Regions from separate parts of the Homo sapiens genome. Here all the other regions are linked to region 1. A link is a contact called in ENCODE Hi-C or POLR2A ChIA-PET data. All regions are on one chromosome and are shown on one strand. Each heading gives the region's core, a stretch centred on a gene start or an enhancer-like site at or near the end of the contact. The rest is flanking DNA. Distances are from core to core; before and after follow the strand shown.

Region 1 (5,082 bases), core at 809-3,308:
TGTTACTGTCTTGGTGAGAAAGGAGTAATGAAGAGACAGGAGTAAAGGAGAGCAGGGATCTGAGAGGCAGAGCTCAGGCAAATGTGATGTTATTTGGGGAGAAATTACATGAGGAGGTGAGGGGAAGGAGAAACTAGAGGTTCCTTAGGGTCTAGCTTGGGTAAGATGGGGGTGCTGGCACCCAGGAAGCAAGGAGGAGTAAATGGAATGTTCTCTGCTTTGCAGGATGGTGCTGGTGGCAATTTTCACTTCCCAGGCCCCTAGCCAGTAGTAGAATATAGAGAAAAGATGAGGTTTCTTCATTTCATAAACAATCAACTAATCAATAAGCAGGCAGCCCTCTTCCTCTGAATGTCCTGCGTTAATTGAAAACCAGAGGACTTTGATCACTGAGGATTGTGTTGCATAACTGGTTTCAATGCACCATTGTTTTCCTCCCTGGTTTTTTTCCATGATGGAAATGATTTGTTTGCCACACTGGGCAGGAGATCATATTTAAATGTTTCTTGGGTTTGATCTCCAAACAGGGGATTAACTAATGCTTGTGCTAAGGTGCAGAGTAGTGGTAAACAGATTTAATAAACTCTAAGTATGTAAGCTGCTGTTGAGGGCAGGGGTAGTCTAAGATGTGGGCACCTGCTGGTTTCCAGCTTGGTCAACACCAGAAAGTGTCACATTTTGTACTTAAAAACTCAGAGGAGTTTGACAGCAGAAGAAGCCAGGGGTGAAGGTGGAGAGGCTGAGAGCCAGGTGTTTCCAACTTAGGTCTGCTTTTGCCATGAACCTGGGCAAGTGATGACAGGTTCTAAAGATCTTCCAAGTGTTCAAGGGCAGAGATGGGGAGGAGGTGGGGGGCCACATTTGCTGAGATTCAGACATTTATGGAGTGCTCCTAAGAAGGGTAATGAACGCCAAGCTACCTGCTCGAGAGAAGGAGATTCACGTTTCCTCTCTTTGCTATGGGAGTGAACAGAGACCATGATTGCTTGCAATAGGAGCCTTCATAACCTCTCTGCCCTTCACCGACGAAAGTGGATTCTATCTTTGCCAGCTCCATTTCTGGGCTTTTACAATTTAGAATCAGGGCAAGGGAGAGAGAGAAAGAGAAATGGAGATTCAAGCAGGCAAGTGGTGGGGAGACAGCTGGGAATTACAGAAGAAGAATCAGAGACTTCCTTGCAGGAGAGAATTAAGAGTAGAGGTTAAATAAAAGAAGCAGAAGAAAATCAGGCACCCACATGGGCTGCCAGGAGGCAAGGCTTTGCTGGGAGCAGAGAGTAAGAGAGAAGTTTTGGAGAATCAGTGAGAGAGCTGGAAAAAGAGGCTTGAGAAAAGTTTTGCTGCATGTTAAACTTCACCCTGTGGTGTGCCTTGATAATCTAAATAGTAATGGAATAGATTTTCATGAACATTTCCAGTAAAACAGACTTTGAGTTGGTGCGTTTTGGAGCCTCTCTGGAACCTGAGATGCTCTGAAGCCTGGATCGCTATGGAAGTAGCCTGCTGGGGGGTGGAGGTTGGCACAGGGGATGCCAGGCAGGTGGTCACCCCCCAGGCCTCAGCTTACCCATCTGTAGCACTGTAAGGACCCTGCCTGTTCCATCCTGTCTTTGCGCTTCTCAGCTCTAGCTTTCTCATTAGGGTGCAAGCTCTTCAAGGCAGGCCTATGTCCTCATCCCCCTGTCCCTCCCACTCCCTGGTGTGCACAAGAGAGGTCAATCGCTCCAGGTCTGTGAGGCAATAGGGTAAGTGTCACGGCCAGCACCACCCCTTCTTCTCCAGGACGGGAACCCTTCAGCCATGTTTCTTTTGAAGCTTTCTTTCCCCCTTTCCCCTTCATGCGTCTCCCCAGATGATGGGCTCACCAACCACATCCTGAGTCCTCTGCACAGGAAAGCAAGAAGGGTTGTTTTCACCCCAGTGCCCTTCCCTTTCCCTTCCCCCACCACCAGCAGCTCAGAAGCCAAAGTCCCCTGGAAATAGGTCTCTGCTTCCTTTGCTAACTCGTGGCTGATGGGCGTGTGTGGCATCCACCCCAGCTTCCTCCTCTGTGCCATTAGTTCTGCAACAGCTGGAAAGCAAGTCTGCGCTTCCCAGCACCTTTGCGCTAGGATTCTGGATGTGATGTGGGTTCTGCCAATCAGATTAGTCCCATTTTTTCTGTCACGAGACTAAATTTGAGGCAGGGTTAAGCTGAGAGACAGAGGCAGGGAGGGACGCACCCATGTAGGGGCAGAGCTCCTAGAAAAAGCATTGCAGTTTTAGCCCTGGCTTCCCGGTGTGACTGGGGCCTCCCTAATTGTAGCAGAAGGCAGGTCCTTCCGCATCCAGCCCTGTGGCGTGGCTTTGGGAAGCGAACCTGCCTCCTAATGATTCCGGGAGTCATGTAATTCCCCATGAGCACTCCCTTTCTGCTTTCAGAAAGACTTGTCTCTCTGCTGCTGAGTCCTGCCTGACACCTACGAGCACCCTGGTTGGGTGGGCAGCTGCAAGAGGCTGGCCCCCCATCCAGAGGAGGCTTTGTGACGAGGTCCTGGCCATGGGCAGGTCTACAGAAGTTGCTGGCGGGGCTTCTGGGGACGAAGAAGCAACCCCAGCTGGCTGCTCAGCTCCTTAACTGTCTGCCATTTGCCCTCTGGGATGTGGTCTCGACACCTCAGCTTGAGTGCTAAGAGGCAAGCAGCAGAGGAGAACGTGGGCTCAGGTGTCCCGGCAGGAAGAAGAGCACCCGGGGCTCTGCGGCTAAGGTGCTGCCGCCCTGCACTTGTGTGGGAGCCCCTTCAGAGGCTGCCTCTCTCTTCTACTTCCCTGATCCCCTCTCCTGCCCAGCACTAGGGAATCTTTGCTCGTTGGGTCTTTTATTTTTAGCTACACGGTTCAATGAAAGCCTTTCTGCTTTCTCTGCATTGATTTTGCAGAACAATCCAAGGGTCGGTCTGATGCTTTTATGGCTCAAATTTCCTGGGGTTTATTTTTCACGAGTAAAAGTAAAAGTTAAAACTCCTGTTTGTACCTTTAGATAACTAGCTTACCGTGGTGTGGACGGGTAGAGAATGAGGGAGACGGAGAGACTTTGGAGTCAGACTGAGTAGTTTTAATCTGGGCTCCATCACTTACTAGCTGTGTGGCGTTGGGGGAGTAAATAAGCCTCTCTGAGCTTCAGTTTCCTCATTTATAGATTAATAATAGCAACAATACTCAGCTCATAACCACTCAGGTTGTTTGTGAAGTTCAAATAAGGTAATGCTTATAAAACTGAGAGGCCAGGTGCGGTGGCTCATGCCTATAATCCCAGCACTTTGGGAGGCTGAGGCGGGCGGGTCACGAGGTCAAGAGATTAAGACCATCTGGCTAACACGGTGAAACCCCGTCTCTACTAAAAATACAAAAATTAGCTGGGTGTGGTGGCGGGCACCTGTAGTTCCAGCTACTCGAGAGGCTGAGGCAGGAGAATCACTTGAACCCAGGAGGTGGAGTTTGTAGCGAGCCAAGATCACGCCACTGCACTCCAGCCTGGCAACAGAGCAAGACTTCGTCTAAAAAAAAAAAAAAAAAAAAAAAAAGACTAGTTCATGATACTTATTAAGAGCTTAATTTTAAAAAAACAAAGCTCTTATTGTAATTACCTTTAGTTTTTTCATTTATAAAGAGGACAAAGAAAATCAGCATACACGCACACTCACTGATATAGAACTGGCTCCAGCGCAGGGAGTTCTATTTTAAGCAGGCCCAAGTGGGCCTTGTCTCTACAAGTCAATAGCAAAATAGAGGGTAAGGGGAGATCTGAATGGTTCTGGGAGCAGCCGGGGAAAGCAGAAACCAGGTTCATTTAGAGAGACGTGGGAGGACGAGCTTCTGTCTCTGGGTGGCCTCTCTTCCTCTCTGGAAACTTCTTCTGCAGCAGATGGGCTATGCAGGATTCCCTCTCACCATGCACAGGCCGCAGCAGGCTGGCCCAGGACTCCCACTTAGTGCAGATTTTATGTCTGTTAAACACACATGACCCTTCTTTGGGACAAAGAAATTCTGGGTTTAATAGAGGCTCATCATCAGGCTAAAAACAATCTGGTGAGGCCACAGTTGGGTGTATGAGGCTCTTCTTGGTCCATGGCAAGGAAGGAAAATTCACTCTGCCCACTGATTATATAGGCCGCAGAATACTAGAGATTTGGGTGGTCTTTTTGTTTTACAAAAGTACAGCAGGCCACTTAGAACAAAAACATGGACTAGTTTAGGACTGGGGAGAAGAAATACATTTTGGTTCGTCTAAATCTCCTAGAATTGTTTTCTCAGCTTCTTCTAGATCCATACTCATTTCAAACTTGATCTCTAGCTTGAGAATTTTTGAAATGTAGCTGAATCATTTGAATCCATCCCCCATGTCGACAATCTGTAACTCAAAACTTACCCATAACACAAATAAGTATTTGCAGAGGGGAGGTTCAAGAATGCTTAAAAGTTTAATTGAAGGCTTCCCTCATTGTTCACAAGTTTGCTTTGGGGTTCACTGAGAAGAATTAACATTTGTGGATAGTGTGGGCATCAGAACTGGACCTCTTTCATACAAGGCTTTGATGCCTCCAGCAACAGAATGGCTGTCTGTAGTCCGCTTGGCTGTGGCTCTGAGTTTGAGGGCTGGCTCCAGGCCTCCTGGGGCTTCCCCATCCCTGCACCTTCCCACTAGCCACTTCCTTTGTGGTTTCCAACGTGTCCTCTCTCAGAGTGCTGCTCAAATCTGTTTTGATTGGGGTGGTCAGTTCACAAGTTAAGAATGTGTACATTTGATCAAAACTTGTTCTGCTCCCATCTTGAAAACTTCTAAGTTCTGATGTCTGTCATTAAGAACTATGTTCATTGTATTTGATAGTACAATAGGAAAATTACAGTTAACAGTTGTTTATTGTAAATTTCAAAGTGACTAGAAGAGAAGAATTATAATGTTCCCATCACAAAGAAAGGATAAATGTCTGAGCTGAGGGATATCCCAATTACCCTGACTTGATCATCACACACGGCATACAGGTATCAGAATCTCACACGTACCCCCAAAATATGCACAACTATTATATATAAATTTAAAAA
Region 2 (5,082 bases), core at 1,817-4,316, 290 kb after region 1:
AGCTATAGACAGACAATTCAGCATGCTATACTCTAATGTGAGGATAAATGCCTTTCAGTTTCTGTGAGAGAAAGAAAAAATAAACTCAGTTTCTCCTACTATTCTCTCATAACACAGGGTACTTCTGTGACCTCTGTCACCAATGTATGGGTATGTCCCCCCACCACGCAAGCAAGCAATTCTACAGATTTTCCAGTAGACACTAGCTGGACGTCCTTGAATTCAATTCATTTCTGTCACTACCTGCCTGAAGATAGCATCTGATCCCACGGGTTGAGGGCTCAGTCCCACAAGACCTCCACCACTTCTGATGCCAATCACAAGCCCCAGGTTATTTTACTTGTGGTTTCTGACTGGTTATAAATCTGGGTTCCTAAGACCCTGTCCTTGGGTTTAATTAATTTGCTAGAGCAGCTCACAGAACTCAGAGAGTCACGTAGCTGTGTTTACTGGTGTATTATAAAGGATATTATGTAGGATACAGATGAAGAGAGGCACAGGGCGAGGCATGTGGAAGGCGCTCAGACCTTCATGTCCTCTCCTTGTGTGCGAGTCTCTAGAAACCTCCATGAGTTCAGCTGCCTGGAAGTTCCCTGAACCCTGTACTTTGGGGTTTTATAGAGGCTTCATTATGTAGGCATGATTGATTAAATCATTGGCCATTGATGTTCAGCTCAACCTTCAGCCCCTCTTCCCTCCCCTGAGGTTAGGGGTGGGGGTGAAAGTTCCAACTTTATAATCACATGGTTGGTTCCCCTGGCCACCAACTCCCATCCCGAGGCTATCTAGGAGCCCAGCCAGAGTTGCCCGATTAGAACAAAAGATGCTACTAGCACTCCTATCTCTCAAGAAACTCCAAGGATTTTAAGAGCTCTGTGTCAGGAACTGAGGGCAGAGACCAATATGTGTACAGTCATATGCTAAATAATGGCATTTTAGCCAAGGATGGGCCATACATATGATGGTGATCTCAAAAGATTACAATGAATCTGAAAAATACCTATCCCTTAGCGATGCATGCCATGGTTGTCATAATGTCATAGTGCAATTACTTTATTTTTTAATAAATTTAGTGTAGCTAAAATAAATTTAGTGTACAGTAATGTAACATCCCAGGCCTTTCCATTCATTCACCGCTCACTCACTGGCTCACTCAGGGCAACTTCCAGTCCCACAGGCTCCATTCACGGTAACTACCCTAGACCGTGTACCTTTTTTCATCTTTTTTTTAATTTTTTTTTTTTTCAGACAGAGTCTCGCTCTGTGGCCCAGGCTGGAGTGCAGTGGTGCAGTGGCACAATCTCGGCTCACTGCAACCTCCACCTCCCAGGTTCAAATGATTCTCCTGCCTCAGCCTCCCGACTAGCTGGGATTACAGACACACACCACCACACCCAGCTAATTTTTCTACTTTTAGTAGAGATGGGGTTGCACCATGTTGGCCAGGCTGGTCTCAAACTGCTGACCACAAGTGATCCGCCCACCTTGGCCTCCCAAGTGCTGGGATTACAGGCGTGAGCCACCACGCCCAGCCCCATTTTTCATCTTTTCTAACCACATTTTTATGGTACCTTTTCTGTGTTTAGATATGTTTAGATTCACAAATACCACTGTGTTACGATTGCCTACAGTATTTGGTACAGGAGCAATAGGTTATCCCATATAGTATAGGTATGTAGTAGGTTATACCGTCTAGGTTTGTGTAAGTACTCTCTATGACGTTCAAACAACAATGAAATCACCTGATGCATTTCTCAGACTGCATCCCCATCATTAAGCAATGCGTGACTGTACTTCTTATTATTCCACAGTGGCAAAAATAAAGCAGAGCAAAACAAAACAGTGCGTGTGTGTGTGTGTGTGTGTATGCAAGTGTGTGCATCCAAGCCTCTGTGTCTGCACAGAGTAAGGGTCCGTGGCCCTCATCAATAGCATCTCATGGGCTTTGGATCAGGCATTTGTCATTTGTAATATGTCCCCTTCCATTCTAGTTCTTGCTCGGTAAACCAGTTCAAAAACGCTCATTTCTGCCTCATTCTTCATTCTCTAGCCCCATGCCTCTCCAGGATGGTCAGAGGCCACCTTAGATGGCCCCGGCCTGCCCTGTACTTAGCTTCCCTTCCTCTCACCCCATAAGCCCTCTGTGAAGAGCAGGCTCTCTCCCTCCGCTCCACTGCCCCAGCGTCTTAGCTGAGTTCATGACCATTTTCAAAAATAAACAACAAATATAGTGGGCTGTGGGGGAGACAACGCACTTTGGAGCAAGAGGATCATGAGTCATGGTTTGGCTATTTCTCTGAATTCTAGTCTTGATCAAGTTACTGAAGCTCCCTGTGCCTCACTTTTTTCATCTGTAAACTGGGACTGATGGTATGTATTATCTACCTGACGTGGTTGTTGAGGAGATAAGAGCAAATGGGAGCAGGCATACAAAAGCCCAGGAGTGACGGCAGATTGTGCTAGAGGGCTGGGACACAGCCACATGTCCCACAGGGCCCTGACCACAGCAGGGAATATAGACCCATGACCAGCCCCACACCCCAGAAGAAAGTCAGATGAAAACTGAGATCACTTATTTTCTAAGGTCCTTCTTTCCTTGGGGAGTGTCTATTTGCATGGCCAGTGTAAGAGTGAATGGATTCAAACAGGATAATGGGAACAACTGCGGAAGCTTGGTCCAAACAACTTGAGTTGACCTCCTTAAGTGTAGCCTCCTGTGGTGACAGCGCACAGGAAATGAGGGGAATTGTTGCCTCTTTGTCCAGTTAGAGCTGAGTTACAGCTCAGAGAACCCTTTAGAACCTTGGATGAAAGGAGCTAGACTTCTTTCTGCCCACGATTCTAGAACACCAACCCTGTGGACACACCTTTTTTAAAACCACCAAACAAAACCACATGGAGTGTTTATAACCAAGGAATAATGGCTCGGACCTCCCTTCCCTCAGATAGCAGGAGCTTCTTACGTAAGGGGCACTCGATTGTGTTCACAGAGCCAACAGCATGAGTCACTGACCCCTGAGGTCATTCTGGCTCTTTTCAAAGCAAACAGAGTCCTGTTTTATAGATACAGGTAAGAAGTGAAAGAAAAAAGAAAAAGACAAAAGTTAAGAATCTGAAGGCACCCAGTGAGCAGTGGGGACAAGCACCTTCTCTGTTCATTGCTGGAATCCTGGTCACCCTCGCAGAGGCAGCACATTAATGGTTCAAGGCCTTTGCACCAGTGTGTGATGTAATCGCCACAGCTCAGCAGATTGCTGAAGGAACCACCCAGCTGCTTCTTACAAGTACATACATATCCATGGTGAAAATGTTCTCTGTGCTTGTTCCCTGGGCACAATTCACAACAGAATTTAGAACTGTACTCAACATGCCTCCCTGCACTAAATATATGTCATTGCTAACGTGTGGCTCTGTCACAGAAGCCTCCGAGCTATTCAGAAACTCTCAGGAGGTCAGAAGGGCTACCTTTGTCCAGAGCTCTGGTTAAAGATTAACAGGCTGGAGTCTTTGGGCCTGGCAGGGCCTAATGTAGTCTGCTGTCACCTCTCCGGGGTGAAGGAGCTGTGCGGGGCAGGCCCAGTGCCCACCGGATGACAAGAACAAAAGCCACCACACCCAGAGGCAGGATCTAGCATCTTGACCCCAGCTCTCCCTGAACTTCTCGGGGCCTCTGTTTCCTCAGTTGTGACATAGTGGGGTTGGACCTGACTCCCAGGGTACATGACAGAGGAGGTTTGCAAGGGAGCTGGGCTGGGGTTTGGCCTGCTGCTGGGGCCCTGAGCCCTGACTGCCCCATGGAAGCACAGCAGTGCAGCCCACTTCTGCGTCTGTTGGGGCCTCCAGCTTTCCTCTTCAGGGTTGCTGAGGAAGTTCTGGCAAGTTCCATCCACAGGAAGGTGTGCTGGGGAGGGATAGCAAATGGCAGACGCAAACACTAAGCCACAGGAAGCTCCCCATGGGACCACCAGGTGAAAACTGAGCTTGGCCTTGCTCAGGGGAGCAACCTGACATGGGTTTTTTTTGTTTTTTTGGGGTTTTTTTTGAGACAGTCTTGCTCTGTCGCCCAGACTGGAGTGCAATGGCATGATCTTGGCTCACTGCAACCTCTGCCTCCTGGGTTCAAGCGATTCTCCTGCCTCAGCCTCCTGAGTAGCTGGGATTACAGGAGTGTGCCACAACTCCCCGCTAATTTTTGTATTTTTAGTAGGGACGGGATTTCACATGTTGCCCAGGCTGGTCTCAAATACCTGACCTCGTGATCCACCCACCTTGGACTTCCAAAGTGCTGAGTTTACAGGCATGAGCCACCACGCCCGGCCACCTGACATGGTTTTTATGTTCTGTGAGAAGTTTTGTTGTTTTCTTCTTTTTAACGAGAAGATTTATGAGAATTCCTGCATCTTAACATCTATCCTGACACCGAGATAGAAGGCATTCTGAAACTACACATAATCCAGAAATGTGAACTTCCACCTCGTACCCAGAGGCCTCGCCCAACATCAGGTGCTCTCAGGCTCCAGATCCATTTTCAGTCAGGAAAAGAAATGAAAATACAAAACCAAGCAATTGAGTGAGCCATCTCTTAAGGACTGAATTATCAGGCATCTATAATGCTCTTTACCCTTTTTTCTTTCCCAGTCAGCGATGCTGCTTACACTACACATAAGATAAATGCAGCCTGGAAATGCAGCCTTCCCATTTTTGTTCCAAGCAGGTGGAAGCTTCTCCCTGCTGCTGTGTGGTCCTGACACACATACCCCAGTTAAAAACAAATAAAAACAGAAATGGCCCCACCATCACTAAATAAAACACCATGTATCTCCTTTGGTCCAATCACCCCATCTCACGTGGCTGAGTGACGCTGGCAGAGCATGGACCCCTGGATGCTGGGTAACTGCAGCAGAGATTCTCTCCCTCTGTAAACAGGCTGCAACCCGAGGAATGAATGTGTGCCTTCTTCTAGGGCTGCTCCTACCCTTTGCTTGCACAGCCTCTCTCTGTGCTCTGGTTCATTACAATGCTGAAGTCACTCTGCTTATCAGGGACCTTTGAGCTGCAGAGCACTGGCAGAGGCTGTGAGGA
Region 3 (5,082 bases), core at 1,604-4,103, 270 kb after region 1:
GTGCCCCCTCGCAATGACCTTGAGTGTCTCCTGCGCCATCATCCTTGCTGCTGGTGATACAACAGCTGCAGTGTAAGAATCCCAGCATCACCTTAGACACACCCCACCCCCAACACACACACACCGGATACAGTCAGTCGCTCAGCGCAGGGAGCAGGCTCCTGGAGAACGCTCTGTCCATGCCTCCTCAAATCCCCGCACAGCCCCTCTCACCTGGGTTCCTGCCACAATTTCCTGCCTGTCTCTCTCAGCCAGACCCTCCCCTGCCTTACAGGGCTGCCTTCCACATGGAAGAATCAGAATGATCTGATTGAGTTACTCTCATGCTTTCCACCTCTCAGTGTCTCCCAAATCAAATTAAAATCCTCAGCAAAGCACACCAGGCCTATCACAATTACACCTTCCCATCCCTCCAAGCCCAACCCTCTACCTCGGCATCCACCCAAACTCCGTTCCTGAAGGTTGTGTTCCTTGCCTTAGGTGTGCAGTCCCCTCTTCATACTCCAAGATTCAGCTCCAGCTGCCCCCACACTGCCTTTCTCAGAAGCTTTCCTTGCACCCTCCCCAGGCAGAGTCGACCCCCTTCGAGCCTCCATTGTGTCTCCTGCACACCTGAACTTCCCAAACTGGGTTGGATGCTCTCCTCGAGTTTCCTGTAGCTCCTATGCTCACAAGGATCGTGGCACTGTGGGGTAATTGCTCCAGTGCTGCCTGCTTCCTTCTTAGATTCAAACTCCTTAAAGGAAAAAGCAGGTCTTACTGAAAATTAAAGTCCCAGCTCTTGCATAATGCTGGGCACACAGCTGGAGTCCTGAAGAATTTGCTGGATAGAGGAATGAATAAACGTAGCCCTTAAGCAGTGAGTTCCTGTCTCTCTCCTTCCTTAGTAAATCAGGTCATTGGGAGCATTTATCTTTGTGTCTCTGGTGCCCGTGCAGAAGCTGGCCCTTCACAGGCAGGCAAAGGTGTGTTTCACTCACTTGTTCTGACTATTCCTGAATTTGGATAACTCGTAGTCCCATGTCTCTCTGAGATTCTAACAGGACCCAGGGACAACCTATGGGAAGACAGGGGTAGTGTGGGAGTGGGGTTTCTTGGAAGCCCACCTTGCTGGGATGAGTGACTCAGGTTCTCCCAACTTTGAAGTTCAGGGCCCAGCTGCAGGCGGCCCCCATCCCGCCCTGCGCTAGAGGGCGTGTGTTGGGTGGAGGGGGCACACATGCCAAGGAGGGGCGGTGAACATTGGGTGCTTGGGAGATGGAAGGGTCAGCACAGTGCAGACATAAAAAACCAAATGGCAGAGCCCAGGAGAGAGCATTTGGTGGCAGGTGACACTCACGAGGATCAGAGTCTCAGCCCACTTGGCTCAGGTGCTCCGACCAGCCCCTCTGCTGACCCTGGCTCCGAGCCCTGTGACCTGGCAGTGACTTTCCTCTTCTTAGAAAAAGGAGGAGGGTGGCTAATTGAAAACAAACCAACTGCTTCTCCTCTTTCCTCAGCCCTCAGGAAAAGCATGTAATCATCTCCAGGATTTAGAGATCTTTTTCTTCTAAAGTCAAGGGAAACTTGTTGTTCACTCCAGCCATCTTATTGCTCCTGAATTGTGTGGTCTGAATCCTTGTCTGCTGGAAGCTTTGGACAACACACTGATCAGAGCACTAAGTTTGGAGTCCAAGCCGTGGTTCCCTGTGCCTCAGTTCTCCCACCCAGAAAGCAGTTGATCCCTTGGTCCAAGTGGCAATGATGCCCAACAGAACTTTCTGTGGTGCTATCCAGTATGAAAACACTCGCCACATGTGACTTTGCAGGATGGCTAGTGCAACAGAGGACCTAATCTTTAATTAAATTGACTCATTAATATTTGACTAACTGGACTGCACAGCTGTAAGGTTGAACCTGCTCTGACGTTACATCCCATTCCCACAAGCACACCCTTTGTCTCTCTAATTCTCATAGCCACTTTCTCCACAGAGGGATAACTTGGATTATATAGTCTATGTGAAGCCTTTAAATATGGGACATGGGTCAGAAAGGGCAGAATGCAGTGTCAGAAAGACAGCTTTCTTTGAAAGTAAAAGACAAAACTGAAAATGATGCACTGGGGAGGAGAGCCTTCCGCCCACCCCCTCTTCCCTTTCGTAATCCTGCAGAGACCACACGGTGTTGCAAATCAAAGTCTGCTCTCTGGCCAGATGCAGATAGGAGCAAAACTTTCATCTCTTTTCTTGCTTCTACATAGTGCTCCTTTTTGAACCTAACACCCTCCCAGCCTGCCCCTTGGATCTGTTCTAATAGCAGTGATTGGAGCTGTTGTGCTAGGACAGGTGGCTCCATGAGACAGGAGCTACCACGGTGCAGTGAGGACACCTGGGAGCGCCCAGAGCTCCGGGACACATAGGCTGAGAGCTGTGCTCTGGTGCCCATCATCCCTGCAGGCACTGCCGGCTCGGTCCCACCCAGCCCACCCCAGGGCTGCACAGGGTCCCTGTCCTGGGACACTGGTTTTCTACCCTCAGGCATGTTTGCTGATTCTCCCAGACCCTGGCCAGTATTTTTCTCCCAAAAGCCTTCCTGGCATACCCAGCTGGCACTGCCCTCTCCTTTCTTGGACCCTGCTGTGCAGCAACGTTTCAGAGTCATTCTGCACCTTCAGTTCTGCACTAGAGTCATTCTCCAAATATTTCTGTGCTATCTCAGCTAGATCAGAGCCTCCCTATAAGCAGAGGTTGAGTCATCTATTTCTTTTTTATCCACTTGTGGCACCAAGCTCAGACTTTGCTCTGCACTACTTACTCACCCAGTGCTTACTGACTGATTTATTGACCCAGAACCATGGCGAGAATGCAGTCAAGCTATTACCGTGAACTTCACAATGCAGGCACGTGAGCTAAGGTGACAGGGGTTGAACCCAGATTGCTCGCTGGGGCTTTTGTTCTTGCTCTGACTCTACTACCAGCTCAGGTATCAGAACACGCTACCCTATTCCCAGGGGCCCCTGTTTGGTTCAGACCGCACAGTCCCTGCTTTGCAGGGCTTCAGGGACCACACCAAGGAAGGCCACTGTGAACATCATAAATGGCACGCTGAATGGCACTCATTGTTAGTATAAAGTGCAGGTACGTTCTGTACAGTGAGATTAGACGGGTTACTCAGAGCCAGCAGCCGGGACACACCTGTTCTTTTTCTCTGCATCAAAAATCCCTCTTTTCTCTGCACACATTTCTTCTCTCCCAATTTCCACGAGGTGGCTAAGGGCCTTCCTGGACATTTCTTAGACTTCTTAGAAACTCATCTAGAAACTCCCTGATGGGTTTCTAAAATTATAAATTCACTGGCACTCAGCAAATCTACATTTTACATAAGAGAAAGTCAGCCTAGAATAAAAACTTGCCTTTTAAAAGCCAGCTTTTCTGCCACCACTTCCATCCCTCTAGACTGCTGTCTCTTGCCATAGATTCTCCCTCTGGACCCTTCTGGATGTCTGCCTCACCATGGAGCAGCCCTTGGACCCTCAGGCTGACTGAATGACTCATACCTGGGTCAGCCCTCTTAGAGGGACTGCTCCATGCCACTGCATAAACAGAAGAAAAGGTCGGGCGTGGTGGCTCACACCTGTAATCCCAGCACTTTGGGAGGCTGAGGTGGGTGGATCACGAGGTCAGGAGTTCAAGACCAGATTGGCCAACATGGTGAAACCTCATCTCTACTAAAAATACAAAAATCAGCCAGGTGTAGTGGCATGTGCCTATAATCTCAGCTACTCAGGAGGCTGAGGCAGGAGAATCGCTTGAACCTGGGAGGCAGAGGTTGCAGTGAGCTGACATCGTACCATTGCACTCTAGCCCAGGGGACATAATGAGACTCTGTCCCACACCCCACCCCACCCCCCAAAAAAACCCAAAAAGCAAAAAACAAACAAACAAACAAACAAAAAACAGAAGAAAACACCACAGTGGAAAGGCCTGTGAAAGGAAAATAAAATCTCGGGACTCCAAACTCACTATGCCAAAGGGAAAAGTTAAGCTTGGAAACTGAGTCATGCAAAAACTCCCTTCCTTTTGTTCCAAGACAGCTGTAATTTCGCAGGCTGACTTTCTCTTATGTAAAATGTAGATTTGCTGAGTGCCAGACTAATGCTTAATTGACTCCTCCGCTTTCTTTTCAGGTGTAAAATGTAGATTCACAGAGCCTCACAAGAATTGTAACCACTTGTCTCATTGCCTACCCTCCCTCCTTTTATTTTTCCTTTTTCTTCCCCTCCTGATTGCTCTTTCCCCTTTAAACACTGAGGTTCCCAAAACTCTATCTGGAAAAAGCATAGGATACAGATTCTACTGTGATTTATGTTTCTTTTTCTCTGGTGCCTCCTCAACCTTGGCAAAATAAGCCTCGAAATCAATTGAGATCTGTCTCAGTCACTGTGGTTTACAGACCCAACTCCTGCACTTAGGTAGTCAGGAGAGCCGACAGCACAGATTAGGGGCCTCCTTAGCTGATTTCGGTGACCACACCCATACCAATTCTCTGACTCCAACACAGCCTGGTTCGCAAGACTTCATTATCCTGTTGCAGACTTCTCAGCCACAATTGACACAGGCCAATGGGGCCTAAAGTTCTCCTTAGTTTTTCTGAAAGTATTAAGAAAGTTTGTGTAGAAAGGTAATGCACACAATTTCTGCATTTCTGCCCTGCAGTAAGGCTCAGAGCTTATGATGTTTAATTGTATGTGTCAACTTGACTGGGATAAGGGATGTCCAAAGAGCTGGTGAAACATTATTTCTAGGTGTGTCTGTAAAGGGTTTCCAGAAGAGACAGCATTTGAATCAGCCAGAGCAAAGAAGATCTCTCTCTCTCCATGTGGGAAGGCATCATCCAATCCAATGAGGGTCCATATGGAACAAGAAGGTGGAGGAAGGGTGAATTCTTTCTCTTCTGAAGCTGGGATGTCCATCTTCTATGGTATTCAGACATTGGAGCCCCTGGTTGTCCCTCAAACTCCCCTCAGGCCTTCAGCCTCCAGTTAGAGCTACACCATCAGCTCCCCTCGTTCTTAGGCATTTGAACTTGGACTGAATTACACTA

Evidence for each region. Hi-C counts contacts between places; a loop is a spot of excess contacts on that map. ChIA-PET counts read pairs that join two places held with the same protein, here RNA polymerase II (POLR2A). Pooled maps may share reads with other maps.
Region 2: a loop to region 1 is called in a map of HepG2, with 2.4 times the contacts of the local background. The contact joins two enhancer-like sites. A Hi-C loop is called at or near these places in 2 of 168 maps with a recorded cell type or tissue (Calu3 and HepG2) and 2 of 50 pooled maps. POLR2A ChIA-PET finds 5 or more read pairs at or near these places in 1 of 52 experiments (HepG2).
Region 3: a map of naive thymus-derived CD4-positive, alpha-beta T cell shows a loop between it and region 1 (1.9-fold over the local background). The contact joins two enhancer-like sites. A Hi-C loop is called at or near these places in 1 of 168 maps with a recorded cell type or tissue (naive thymus-derived CD4-positive, alpha-beta T cell). POLR2A ChIA-PET finds 5 or more read pairs at or near these places in 1 of 52 experiments (HepG2).

The regions. Positions count from the first base shown.
Region 1 is chr1:229,127,052-229,132,133 of GRCh38, reverse strand. All of the region lies in intron 1 of LINC02815 (long intergenic non-protein coding RNA 2815), which reads left to right. Among named protein-coding and RNA genes, the nearest start is that of LINC02815, 25 kb to the left of the region's middle. RefSeq lists an enhancer at 1,818-2,112. Within about 2 kb of position 2,058, at least 8 of the 41 ENCODE cell types and tissues checked have a DNase peak (open chromatin) inside an H3K27ac peak, as active enhancers do.
Region 2 is chr1:228,836,540-228,841,621 of GRCh38, reverse strand. No RefSeq gene overlaps it. Among named protein-coding and RNA genes, the nearest start is that of RHOU, 100 kb to the right of the region's middle. Within about 2 kb of position 3,066, at least 24 of the 41 ENCODE cell types and tissues checked have a DNase peak (open chromatin) inside an H3K27ac peak, as active enhancers do.
Region 3 is chr1:228,859,027-228,864,108 of GRCh38, reverse strand. No RefSeq gene overlaps it. Among named protein-coding and RNA genes, the nearest start is that of RHOU, 130 kb to the right of the region's middle. Within about 2 kb of position 2,853, at least 9 of the 41 ENCODE cell types and tissues checked have a DNase peak (open chromatin) inside an H3K27ac peak, as active enhancers do.